Linked DNA regions of Homo sapiens: region 2 is linked to region 1. A link is an interaction called in ENCODE POLR2A ChIA-PET data of the cell type or tissue named here. Cell type or tissue: GM12878. All regions are shown on one strand. Links, peaks and the distances in the headings refer to the core of each region. The heading gives the core; the rest is flanking DNA. Region 1 overlaps LOC124904746 (a long non-coding RNA gene). Region 2 overlaps MYH14 (myosin heavy chain 14).

Region 1 (6,886 bases), core at 1,008-6,007:
GCTGACCTCATGATCTGCCCCACTCGGCCTCCCAAAGTGCTGGGATTACAGGTGTGAGCCATCACGCTGGGCAGGCAGTGAAGCTTTTAAAAATGCTGAACAAGGCTGAGCGTAATGGCTCATGCCTGTAATCCCAGCACTTTGGGTGGCTAAGGCGGGCGGATCATTTGAGGTCAGGAGTTCGAGGCCAGCCTCTACTCCTGTCTCTACCGAGAATCAAAAAGTTAGCCGGGCATGGTAGCACATGCCTGTAGTCCCAACTACTCTGGAGGCTGAGGCAGGAGGATCGCATGAGCCCAGGAGTTCAAGGCTGCAGTGAGCTATGATTGCACCACTGCACTGCAGCGTGGGCAACAGAGAAAGACCCTGGAGGGTGGATCACCTGAGGTCAGGAGTTCGAGACCAGCCTGGCCAACATAGTGAAACCCCATCTCTACTACAAAACTACAAAAATTAGCCAGGTGTGGTGGCACATGCCCGTAATCCCAACTATTTGGGAGGCTGAGACAGGAGAATCACTTGAACCCAGGAGGCAGAGGTTGCAGTGAGCCAAGATCGCGCCACTGCACTGCAGCCTGGGTGACAGAGAGAGACCCTGTTTCAAAAAAAATACAACAAAACAAGGCAACAGGGGGATAGAGAGAACATAGTAAGGAGCTGAATACTGAGAATAGGAAACAAAAGTACAGTGAAGGTAGAAGTTTTAAACCTCTGCGCTTTGGCTACCTGCGTCCCTAATTTGGTGCCTCCAAGTCTGAACTCTTACCCATTAAGCTAAATTACCTCCCACAGATGCCGTAATTAATCAGCTCTTTCCTTGACTCAGGGCTGTTATTACAAACATGGGTCATTACACCTATGGTTATTGAGCAATACTCTCTAGATCAGGGATTCTCACAGTTTCATATGCTCTAAAAATGTGCGTTGGTAAAAGCCATCAAATGAGCTCTGTGTGAGAAAGAGTAACTTTACAGAGGAGAAACTGGGTAGACAGCATCTTAAGCATGGGATCAAAGTTAGTATCACCCGTTGTGGGACCTGCTGACATCAGAGACCTCTTGATGTCATGCATCAAGGACACAGCATCCCTCCCGCAGTTAATGTTGTGAGGGATCTTAAAATTCTGATTCAGCAGGTCCAGGGTGGGGTGGAGGTTCTGTATTTTTAATATAAACTCCAGGTGATGCTGATGCTGCTACTTCATGGACCACATTTTAAGCAGCAAAGCTGGAGCTGCTTAAACTTGAGCAAAGCTGAAACCACCTCTAGGACTTGGTAAAATCCAGATTGTATAGATTGCACGGTGGCTCGTGCCTGTAATCCCAGCACTTTGGGAGGCCAACGCAGGAGAATTGCTTGAGGCCAGGAGTTCAAGACCGGCCTGGGCAACATAGCAAGACCCTCATCTCTATTTTAAAAAAATTAAAATTAACCAGGTGTAGTGACATGCACCTGTAGTCCAGCTACTCAGGAGGCTGAAGTGGGAGAATCACTTGGGCCCAGGAGTTTGAGGCTGCAGTGAACTGTGATTGAGCCACTGCACTCCAGCCTGGGTGACAGAGTGAGACCTTGTCTCTGAAAAGGTAGATAGATAGATAGACAGACAGACCGACGGATAGATAGATAGGCTGGCACAGTGGCTTACGCCTGTAATCCCACCACTTTGGGAGGCCAAGGCGGGGAGATCACCTAAGGTCAGGAGTTCAAGGCCAGCCTGGCCAACATGTCAAAACCCTGTCTCTACTAAAAACACAAAAATTAGCCAGGCATGGTGGTGGGCACCTGTAATCCCAGCTACTCAGGAGGCTGAAGCAGGAGAATCGCTTGAACCCGGGAGGCGGAGGTTGCAGTGAGCTGAGACAGTGCCACTGCACTCCAGCCTGGGCGACAAGAGTGAAACTCTGTCTCAAAAATAAAAATTTAAAAAGATAGATAGACAGATAGCCGTACTCTACGTACAGACTCTCTAGAATGCCTCCCTGTGCAGCATATAACTCTTTAGTCCTTTCATGCTCTGTGTGATCAATCCCCTCTATTAAATTACCTCCTGTTGAAAGACCTAAGGTGATTTTCGATTGCCTGGCCAGACCCTGTCAGAGACACACGTCTGGAACTGAGAAGGGGACAGTGAGCATGGGTCAAGTGTCCCTGAGATGCAGCATCCTATAGTAATGCACACCACAACCCCATGACACTAAACTTCGCATCCTTCTCTGTGGAAGCCTAGTGGTGTCCTGGTTCCTAACCTTTGCCCAGGCTGTTCCCTTCACCTTGAATGCCCATCCTCCCCTTCCCCCATATCTGAATTTTATCCATCTGTATTAGCCGTAACCAAGCACCAGAAACTGTGTGGCTTAAATGGTAGAAATTTATTGTCTCACAATTCCAGAGGCCAGAAATTTGCAGTGTTGCCTGAGCTGGTTCCTGCTGAAGTCCACGAGGGAGAATCTGTCCCAGTCCTCTGTCCTAGCCTCAGCCTCCCGAGTAGATGGGACTACAGGTGTGTGCCACCACACCTGGCTAATTTTTGTATTTTTAGTAGAGACGGGCTTTCACCGTGTTGTCCAGGCTGGTGTCGAACTCCTGACCTCAGGTGATCTGCCCACCTTGGCCTCCTAAAGTGTGGGATTACATGCATGAGGCACCGCACCCAGCCCACATGGCATTATTTTTATAAGGACACCAGTCAAATTGGTTTAGAGGTTCACTCTGCTCCAGGATGACCTCATCTTGACTAATTACATCAGCAATGACCCTGTTTCTAAATATGGTCACATTCTGAGGTATTGGGGGTTAGGATGTCAACAATTCTTTTTTAGGAGGAGACAAAATTCAGTTTCTTACACTCATGAAGGCAAAACAGAAAGCAGAGAAGACTGCCAGGAAACGCTGGGGTGAGGGGCTGCTCCCTTAGATCAGGTGGTCTGGGGAGGCCTCTCTTCACCAGAGATGCGTGAGTCACAGCATGAAGGAGATGAATTAGCAACGCTTTCCCAGGAGTAAAGAACATGGACTTCATTACCTGGCGTTTAGGACATTTCCCTTGGTGTCTCAGAGGTATTTAAATGGGTTTATTGTTGGTTTTTGTTTTTTTTTTCTCTCTGCTCATTTCCTGGTTTGAAAGTGGTGAGATTAAGAAAGAGGAGAGTCACTGAGGCGTGGTTCTTGTAAGAACCTGAGAATTTTTCCGCCGTGTCAAATTCACTAAATCAGTGGATCTGAGAAGCTCCAACAGCTGTGAGGCTGAGAAGCTGTCAGATCCCAATTCCGGTGAGAAGCTGGGGGTTTCCGCTGTGCAGCTGCTGTGCCAGGTATCAGACTGTCACAGGCAGCACCCTTGCCCAGCTTTATTTAGAATAAATGCACACAAAAATGGTGCAAACATTGTGAATGTACAGCTCAACAAATTATCACAAAGTGAACAAGCCCAGGAAGCCAGCACCCAGATTTTAAAATCAGAACATCCCCAAGCCCTCTTGTCCCTCTTCTTCTCCCAAGGGTCACCACTATTCTGACTTCTAACACCATAGATTACTTCTTCCTGTTCTTGAACTTTATAGAAATGGAACAGTACAGTCTGTACTCCTTTGAGTCTGTCTTCCTCCATTTAACATAGGTTGTATGTTGATTGTTGACTCTCATTGCTGAATGGCACAGGCTGGAAACCTACAACCTGGAGTCAGCTCTAGACTGTTGCCTGTTTGTGTAAATAAAGTTTTATTGGAACAAAGCCACGCCCATTCATTCACTGTGGTCTATAGCTGTGTAAGCCTGGCAATGGCTGCAGCAGAGACCACATGGCCCAGAAAACTGAAAATATTTACTATCTGGTCCTTAACAGAAAAAGTTTGTCAACCCCTACTAGATGGCATTCCATTGTACAAATATAACACAATCTATTTATCCATTCAATGGTGGACGGATGGATGTTTGTGTAGTTTCCAGTTTGGGGTTATTACAATAGGGTTTCTAAGGGCAGTCTTTTATGGAGTTGTGAAACTTTCTCTACAAAGAGCCAGAGAGGAAATATTTTATTTTATTTTATTTTTTATTTTATTTTGAGGCGGGGTCTCTCTCTGTCACTCAGTCTGGAGTGCAGTCGCGCGATCTCGGCTCACTGCACCCTCCACCTCCCGGATTCAAGCAATTCTCCCACATCAGCCTCCTGAGTAGCTGGGATTACAGGGGTGCGCCACCACACTGGGCTAATTTTTGCATTTTTGGTAGAGACGAGGTATCACCATGTTGGCCAGGCTGGTCTCGAACTCCTGACCTCAGGTGATCCACCCACCTCGGCCTCCCAAAGTGCTGAGATTACAGGTGTGAGCCACCATGCCCGGCCCAGAGAGGAAATATTTTAAACTTAGGGAATCATATAAGATCTTTGTCACAGGCCGGGCACGGTGGCTCAAGCCTGTAATCCCAGCACTTTGGGAGGCCGAGGCAGGCGGATCACAAGGTCAGGAGATTGCTAACACGGTGAAACCCCGTCTCTACTAAAAATACAAAATATTAGCCGGGCATGGTGGTGGGCGCCTGTAGTCCCAGCTGCTGGGGAGGCTGAGGCGGGAGAATGGCGTGAACCCAGGAGGTGGAGATTGCAGTGAGCCGAGATCATGCCACTGCACTCCAGCCTGGGCGACAGAGCAAGACTCCGTCTCAAAAACAAAAAAACTTTGTCACATATTCTTTTTTTTTTTTTTTAAACAACCCTTTTTTTTTTTTTTTTTTTTTTTTTTTGAGACGGAGTTTCGCTCTTTTGCCCAGGCTGGAGTGCAGTGGCGCGATCTCGGCTCACTGCAACCTCTGCCTTCTGGTTTCAAGCAATTCTGCCTCAGCCTCCCGAGTAGCTGGGATTACAGGTGCCCGCCACCATGCCCTGCTAATTTTCCTATTTTTAGTAGAGACGGGGTTTCATCATGTTGGCCGCACTGGTCTCGAACTCCTGACCTCGTGATCCGCCTGCCTCGGCCTCCCAAAGTGCTGGGATTAGAGGCGTGAGCCACCGTGCCCAGCCTACAACCCTTTAAAAACAAAAACCATTCTTAGCTCTGGCTCATAAAAGAACGGGCTGTAGACTGAATTTAGCCCCTGTAGTTAGCCAATCCGTGTTTTAGTACGTGGATTTTGGTGAACATACATGTGCATCATGGTTGGGTATGCCAAGGTCCCCCTTTTATTACAAATGTCCTGTTTTTCCTCTGTACTCTGCTGGAATAAAGTCCATGGGTAATCTAAACTATTTACACACATAACTTTAAAAAATCAAATAACTTTAAGATAAAGGAGAAATAGGCTGGGCGCAGTGGCTCAAGCCTGTAATTCCAGCAATTTGGGAGGCCGAGGCGGGCAGATCGTGAGGTCAGAGATCGAGACCATCCTGGCTAACACGTGAAACCCCATCTCTACTGAAAAAAAAGAAAAAAAAATTAGCTGGGCGTGGTGGCAGGCGCCTGTAGTCCCAGCTACTCGGGAGGCTGAGGCAGGAGAATTGCTTGAACCCGGGAGCCGGAGGTTGCAGTGAGCCGAGATCATGCCACTACACTCCAACCTGGGTGACACAGCAAGATTCCGTCTCAAAAAGAAAAAAAAATCAAATAACCGTAAGATAAAGGAGAAATAAGGTAAAATAACTTTAATAAGATAATATGAATTCTTTTTTTTTTTTTTCTTTGAGACAGAGTTTCACTCTTGTCGCCCAGGCTGGACTGCAATGGCACGATCTCGGCTCACTGCAACCTCCGTCTCCCAAGTTCAAGCGATTCTCCTGCCTCAGCCTCCCGAGTAGCTGGGGTTACGGGCGTCTGCACCACACCCGGCTAAGTTTTTTTTTCTATTTTTAGAAGAGATGGAGTTTCACCATGTTGGCCAAGCTGGTTTCAAACTCCTGGCCTCAAATGGTCCACCTGCCTCGTCCTCCCAAAGTGTTGGGATTATAGGCGTGAGCCAACGCGTCCGGCAGATAGTGTGAATACTTATATGCAAATGTTGGTACATTGCAATAGACCGTTCACAGATATTTTGTTGTTTGCTCCTCTGAGCATATAAGATTGTACTTCCTGTCATGTGACTTGCTTGAGCCAATGAAATGAGACCAGGAATACGTGTCATTTCATTGGCACTGGAGGATTTAGGCACGTTGGCTTCTCAGCCTTAGTAACTGGAAGCAATGTCCCACGAGTGGCTGATTTGTTAGCCTGGGTTCGATAGTCAGAACTCTGAAGCTGTGGAGGTAGAGTCCTCAGCTGGCTGTGATGGGCATTAGCATGAGTAAGAAGCATATCTCTGCTGTTTCATGTCTCTGAGATTTGGGGTTGGTTTATTCCTGCAACACAACACAACACATTTCATTCTGACTGCTATAGGTATGATCATATCAGATCAGTGATTCTCAAACAGGAGAAATAGTGTCCCTCAGGGGACGTTGCAATGTCTGGAGACAGTTTTGATTGATTTTCCTGGCTGGTGGGGAGGTCCCCTGACATCTAAAATGGCCAAGACTGGATGCGTTGGTTAACACCTGTAATCCCAGCACTCTGGGAGGCCGAGGTGGGCGGATTACCTGAGGTCAGGAGATGGAGATCAGCCTGGGTAACATGGTGAAACCCCGTCTCTACTAAAAATACAAAAAAAATTAGCCGGGTTTGGTGGTGCATGCCTGTAATCCTAGCTACTGGGGAGGCTGAAGCATGAGAATCTCTTGAACCCAGGAGATGGAGGTTACAGTAAGCTGAGATCAGGCCACTGCACTCCAGCCTGGGCGACAGAGCAAGACTCTTGTCTCAAAAACAACAACAACAACAAAAAAAAACAAAAGTGGAGTCCAAAGATGCTGCTCAACATCCTTCAACACACAGCACAGCCCCCAGCAACAAAGAATTGTATG
Region 2 (6,886 bases), core at 945-5,944, 59 kb before region 1:
ATGCTTCCCATGTTACAGATAGGGTAACTGAGGCACTCAATCAACTCACCCAAGATCACCCAGCTCACATAGGCTGGCAGAGCTGGGATTCAAACCAGGGCAGTCTGTGGTTGTTTTTTTGGGTTTTTTTGTTTGTTTTTCTGTTTTTATTTTTTTATTTTATTTTATTTTTTTAATAGAGATGAGATCTCATTCTGTTGCCCAGGCTGGTCTCCAACTCCTGGCCTCAAGAAGTCCTCCTCACTTGGCCTCCCAAAGTGTTGGGATTACAGGCATGAGCCACTGTGCCTGGCCTGGGAGGCAGTGCTTTTAATTTCTGTGCTTCCATTTTCCTTTTTCATTTTAGCATAGATTTTTTTTTAAAGAGACAGAGTCTTGCTCTGTTGCCCAGGCTGGAGTGCAGTGGTGTGGTGTGATCATAGCTTACTGCAGCCTCAACTTCCTGGGCTCAAGCGATCCTCTCACCACAGCCTTCTGAGTAGCTGGACTACAGATGCTCACCACCATGCCCAGCTAATTTAAAAAAATGTTTTGTCCAGATGGGATCTTGGCATGTTGCCCAAGTTGGTCTCAAATTCCCCGGCTCAAGCGATTCTCCTAACTCAGCCTCCCAAAGTGCTGGGATTACAGGCATAAGCCACCGTGCCGGCGTAGCATAGGTTTATGAATGTAAATACATATGCGCAGCACACATACAGAAAAGGACACATACTATAGACATCCAGCTCCAGGAACGTTTACAAAGTGAATGTGTCTGTGGAACTGGCCTCTCCAAAGCCCCCTTCCCTCACTGGACATGGATGAATGTCACAAACACACGGCTGAGTGACAGAAGCCAGGTGAGAAACTGCACACCGTGTGATTCTATTTGTACCAAATCCAAGAAGAGGCAACACAACTCCATGCTCTTAGAAGTCGGAATAATGGTTACCTTGAGGGGGTGCTGGTGGTGGGAAGGGACATGGGGGGCTCCTGGGTGCTGGATATACAGGGTGTTCCCTCCCAAAACTCCCCCAGGCTGGATGCCAAGGGCCTGTGCTCCTTTTATTGGTGTGTATACTGTACTTCTACACAAAGGTGGCTTAGAAAAAGGTGTGTGTGGCCGGGCGCGGTGGCTCACGCCTGTAATCCCAGCACTTTGGGAGGCTGAGGCGGGCAGATCACGAGGTCAAGAGATCGAGACCATCCTGGCTAACACAGTGAAACCTTGTCTCTACTAAAAATACAAAAAATTAGCTAGGCGTGGTGGCAGGCACCTGTAGTCCCAGCTACTCTGGAGGCTGAGGCAGGAGAATGGCATGAACCGGGGAGGCGGAGCTTGCAGTGAGCGGAGATCGGGCCACTGCACTCCAACCTGGGTGACAGAGTGAGACACTGTCTCAAAAAAAGAAGAAAAAGAAAAAGGTGTGTGTGAGTGGGGGTGGGAGGTCAGCATTTCTTCTGGAATACTCCCGCCAAAAACGTGTAACTAGAATGTAATTGCAGGGAAACAGACCCAGATACAGATGAAACAACCAGTCTGTAATCTTCCCAAGTGTCAAAACCATGAATGATAAAGAAAGACTCAGGAAGAGTTTCAGACTGAAGGAGAGTAAAGAGATGGATGACCAGGAAAAAAAGAGAGCAAGAGGGCTGGGCACGGTGGCTCACGCCTGTAATCGCAGCACTTCGGGAGGCCGAGGCAGGCGGTTCACCTGAGGTCAGGAGTTCGAGACCAGCCTGACCAACATGGAGAAACCCCGTCTCTGCTAAAAATACAAAATCAGCTGGGTGTGGCGGCGCATGCCTGTAATTCCAGCTACTCAGGAGGCTGAGGCAGGAGAATTGCTTGAATCTGGGGGGCGGAGGTTGCAGTGAGCTGAGATCGCGCCACTGTACTCCAGCCTGGGGGACAGAGTGAGACTCCATCATGCGCAAGAGAGAATTTTTTTTGTTTTTTTTTGGAGGTTGGGGGACAACTGGCCTAAGGTCTGTGGACTGGATAACAGTGCTGTGCTGAACTCGATTTCCTGGTGACACTGCTGGTCTGTGGTTGTATAAAGGAATGTTCGTAGGAAATACATGCTGATGTTTTCAGAGGAGGTGGGAGGATGAATAACAGACCCCAAAGATACCCATAACCTAATCCCTGGGACCTGTGAATGTGACCTTCCATGGCAAAAGGGACTTTGCAGATGTGATTAAATGAAGGATCCTAGGCCAGTCGTGGTGGCTCACACCTGTAATCCCAGCACTTTGGGAGGCCAAGGCAAGGGGATCACTTGAGGTCAGGAGTTCGAGACCAGCCTGGCCAACATGGTGAACCCCGACTCTACCAAAAATGCAAAATATAAGCTGGGTGTGGTGGCGAGCGCCTATAATCTCAGCTGCTCGGGAGGCTGAAATGGGAGAATTGCTTGAACCAGGGAGGTGGAGGTTGGAGTAAGCTGAGATCACACCACCGCACTCTGCTCCAGCCTGGGCAACAGAGCGCTAGACTCCATCTCAAAAAAAATAAAAAATAAAAAAGATAAATAAAGAAGGACACATCCTTACAGACCCACAGTGCATCTGGCCCAGCAAACTTAATGATCATTCCTTAACATCAGCTTAGACCCCGTCCAGACCTGGCTTCCATCAATGGCCTTTAAAATGGCCTCTTGCAGTTGGCTTAGGAAGCTGTGTTTGTGCCAGGCCCCAGGGCGCATCTGATGCCCTGAGGACCTGGCAGTCAGCTCTTGTTGCTGACATCAGACTCGCCCATCACTAGCAAGCCCAGCCTGCGGATGCCTCATGTGAGAGGCTGGCATGCCTCCCTGTGTCCCAGGCTACCTGCTCAACCTCTCAGCATGGCATTTATGGTGCCAAGGGGTGGCAGGCAGAGATGTAAAATGGGGAAGGAGATGGACAGACACCCTGCCTTGATTGGCCCCAAATGCTTTCTGCCTTGGGCTCCCTGTGGGTGACACTGAGGTGTCCACCTCTCTCTCTGGATCATGGGCTGGCTTTGGGGTCAGACGTTTCCACCATGGCTTTGCCTCCTCCTCTTGAATTGGGGTGAGTCCTAGGACAGGACACCCCACCTCCCTGACCCTCTGTCTCTTGTCAAAAAAAGTCTGTGAAAAGGTGACTAACTCCACTCCTTGTAAGCAAAACACAGAATGAAACTGTAATGAGAGCTCATTCATCTGCCACATCAGCAAAGACAAAAAAGCTCCAGCCATCGTTGCTGGGTGCAGGTGGGGACACAGGTGCTCCAGGTATATGCTGGAGGAACTGGAAACTAGCGCCACCCTGTGGACAGCGACGAGGTAGATTCTCTGCAATTTAAAAAATGCTCATGGCCGGGTGCGGTGGCTCACGCCTGTAATCCCAGCATTTTGGGAGGCGGAGGCGGGTGGATCACTTGAGGTCAGGAGTTCGAGACCAGCCTGGCCAACACGGTGAAACCCTGCCTCTACTAAAAATACAAAAAAAGTTAGCGGGTGTGGTGGCACATGCCTGTAATCCCAGCTACTCAGGAGGCTGAGGTAGGAGAATTGTTTGAACCCGGGAGGTGGAAGTTGCAGTGAGTCGAGATCGTGCCACTGCACTCCAACCCCAGGTGACAGAACGAGACTCTGTCTCAAAAAAAAAAAAAAATGTTCACACCTGAGTTGGGGTAGGGAGGTTGGGGAGAGATGAAACACAAGAGGTCACCGGTTCATCATTGATGGAGCTGGTGACAGCTGCCAGCTGGTGGTGGTGGGGCATTCATTACATTCTGCACTCTGTTTGCATACATGTTTGAAATTTTCCATGATAAGAAGATAACAATAAAAATTATTCAGCAATAAAAAGGAAGGAAACCTACTGCATGCTACAATGTGGATGAAACTTGAAAATGATGCCAAGAGAAAGCAGCCAGTCACAAAGGATCATATACGGCATGATTTCACTGCTATGAAATGTCCAGAATACGCAAGTCCATAGAGACCGAAAGCAGAAGAGTGGTTGCCAGAGGCTGTGGACAGGGCCTGGGGGGACAGCTAAAGGGTATGCGTTATCTTCTTGGGCTACTGAAAATGTTCTAAAAGTGACTGTATGATAGGTGCACAACTCTATGAATACACAAAATGCTATGGAATTGCACAGTTTAAATAGGTGAATGGTGTGACGTGAATTATATCTTAAAGCTGTTCGATTTTTTTAATGCTGAACGCAAACAAGAATCACAAGTCTCCTTGGAAATGGCATTTCATTTCTTTTTTTTCTTTTTTTTTGAGATGGAGTCTTGCTCTGACACCCAGGCTGGAGTGCAGTGGCTTAATCTTGGCTCACTGCAACCTCCGCCTCCCGGGTTCAAGCGATTCTCCTGCCTCAACCTCCCGAGTAGCTGGGATTACAGGCATGTGCCACCACGCCCAGCTAATTTTTGTATTTTTAGTAGAGACAGGGTTTCACCATGTTGGTCAGACTGGTCTCAAACTTCTGACCTCATGATCCGCCTGCCTCGGCCTCCCAAAGTGCTGGGATTACAGGTGTGAGCCACCGCGCCCAGCTGGCATTTCGTTTCTAAGAATTGAACCTACAGGTCTGTTTCCACAAGAGCACAAGAACCTGTTTACAAGGATATTCACGGTAGCTTGTTTCTTTTTGACCCAGAGTCTCACTTTGTCGCCCAGGCTGGAGTGCAGTGGCATGATCTCGGTTCACTGCAGCCTCCACCTCCCGGGCTCAAGAGATCCTCCCACCTCAGCCCCCCAAATAGCTGGGAGTAAAGGCGCACACCACCACGCCCAGGTAATTTTTTGTGTTTTTTGTAAAGACGAGGTTGCATCATGTTGCCCAGGCTGGTCTCAAACTCCTGAGCTCAAGCAAGCTGCCTGCTTTGGCCTCTGAAAGTGCTGGGATTACAGGCGTGAGCCACTGCGCTGGCTTAGCATTTTTTTTTTTAATTGTTCCAATAGTAATGGAATGGAAACAACCTAAGGCTCTATCTGCAAGGGATTGGCTGAAAGAATCATAGTTTATTTAAACAATAAAACCTTACGCAGCTGCAAAAAGGAATGAGGTCCATCTATTTTGAACCACAACTATGGCCAAAATATACCAGTCTGTAGGAAAGGGCAGTGGAGAGGGGGTCCAGAGCATCCTTCCATGGGAATGATGAGCTGAGTAATTTGTTTCTTTGTTTTGGGGTGTTTTGAGATGGGGTCTCATTCTATCACCAGCCTGGAGTACAGTGGTGCAATCATAGCTCACTGTAGTCTCCTACTCCTGGACTTAATCCTCCCACCTCAGCCTCCCAAGTAGCTGGGACTACAGATTTGCACCACCACACCTGGTTAATTTTTTTTTTTTTTAATTTTTAGTAGAGACAGGGTCTCACCATATTGCCCAGGCTGGTCTCAAACTCCTGGCCTCAAGTGATTCTCCCACCTCGGCCTCCCAAAGTGTTAGGATTACAGGAGTGAGCCAATGACAAGCTGAGTATTTAACTCTAGCACTGCCTGGCCCAGACTAACCTAGGCCAGAGTGCTGGGCCAGGGTCCAGGGGGGTCTCTAGTGGAAGGGTAGGGAGCTGGGGGGCCAGCTGGAGCAACCAACATCCAGGAACTTTTTTTTTTTTTTTTGGATGGAGTCTCGCTCTGCTCCAAGCTGGAGTGCAGTGGTGAGATCTTGGCTCACTGCAACCTCTGCCTCCCAGGTTCAAGCAATTCTCTAGCCTCAGCCTCCTGAGTAGCTGGGACTACAGGCGCCCACCACCATGTCTGGCTAATTTTTGTATTTTTAGTAGAGACGGGGTTTCACCATGTTGGCCAGGCTGGTCTCGAACTCCTGACCTCAGTCGGCCTCCCAAACTGTTGGGATTACAGGCGTGAGCCACTGCACTTGGCCGGAACTTTTGAACCAATAGAGAAATTGCTTCACATTTTTTTTATCACCACAGTGATGTTGACAGCTGAACATCAGCTGTGGGGTTAGAGAATGCCTCCTCCTATAGACAAATAATATGTGTCTTTTCTTATATTCTTAAAATATTTCTGGAAGGAGATACAAGAAGCTCAACAGTGGGAAACTAGGGCCAGGGAAGAGTGGGAAGGCTTGGTTTTGTCAGTACAACCTTTAGCCACATTCAGTTTATGTTACTACATGCATAGGTTGCTGCAAAGTTTTTATTTCTGAATTCCAAAAATCAGAGCTGCTGCCTGCGCCTGCCACACAGCAGGGCAGCTGCCAGGAGGGTCACATGAGCTCATGGTGACAAGAGGCCAGGCAGGACCTAAGAGGACAGGCTGGGAGGCCCAGGTCCCCATTGCAGCCACAGTCTGAATTTGTGTGCCAGCTGCCCAGCTGCGGAGTCATGCAGGCTGGGGAATTATGCAACCCTGGTTGGGAAATGCGGCGGGGTGGGGGTGGGAGAGGCCCAAGACCCTGTGTCAATAGGCCACAAGAGGCCCGGCTGTTTGCAGCCTGGGTAGACAGCCAAGCTACGCTCCATTTCCAGCACTTCCAATCCGGCCCTGGAGCCAACAATAGCTCCTGGGGCCTCCCACAGCGCCAGAGACCAGAAGACAATCAGACCCAGAGGCGGCCCTGGCTCAGCCCAGAAACACCTAAAGGTCTTTCTTTGGAGGGCTTGGTTAAAAGAATCATAGTTCACGCAAACAATGAAACATTACGCAGCCTCTGAAAAGGCGGAGGTCCACCTACGTACTTGTTACGGGTTGAATCATGTCTACACCACCCCCTCCTAAAAAGCATGTTGGGGATCTAAACCCCAGGACCTCAGAATGTGACAGTATTGGAAACAGGGTCATTACGGATGTAACGAGTTAAGATAAAATCATACCAGTGTAGGGTAGGAGGCCAGGTGCGGTGGCTCATGCCTGTAATCCCAGCACTTTGGGAGGCGGAGGCGGGA

Evidence for each region. ChIA-PET counts read pairs that join two places held together with the same protein. Peaks named below come from ENCODE experiments on the same cell type or tissue, not always from the same donor. Only the 100,000 strongest peaks of a DNase experiment are listed, where the experiment ranks them.
Region 2: POLR2A ChIA-PET joins it to region 1 with 7 read pairs; 2 of 35 experiments call an interaction of 5 or more read pairs at or near these places.

The regions. Positions count from the first base shown.
Region 1 is chr19:50,175,307-50,182,192 of GRCh38, reverse strand. LOC124904746 (a long non-coding RNA gene) reads left to right here. Exons shown (of 3, transcript XR_007067298.1): 2 at 2,820-3,057. Among named protein-coding and RNA genes, the nearest start is that of IZUMO2, 15 kb to the right of the region's middle. RefSeq lists enhancers at 3,264-3,343, 3,583-3,662. In GM12878, for the core only: no CTCF peak of the experiment used is centred there; DNase peaks (open chromatin) are centred at 2,824 and 3,182; H3K27ac peaks cover 1,803 bases.
Region 2 is chr19:50,234,063-50,240,948 of GRCh38, reverse strand. All of the region lies in intron 10 of MYH14 (myosin heavy chain 14), which reads right to left. Among named protein-coding and RNA genes, the nearest start is that of MYH14, 34 kb to the right of the region's middle. In GM12878, for the core only: a CTCF peak has its summit at 3,254 (motif pointing left); no DNase peak of the experiment used is centred there; H3K27me3 peaks cover 200 bases.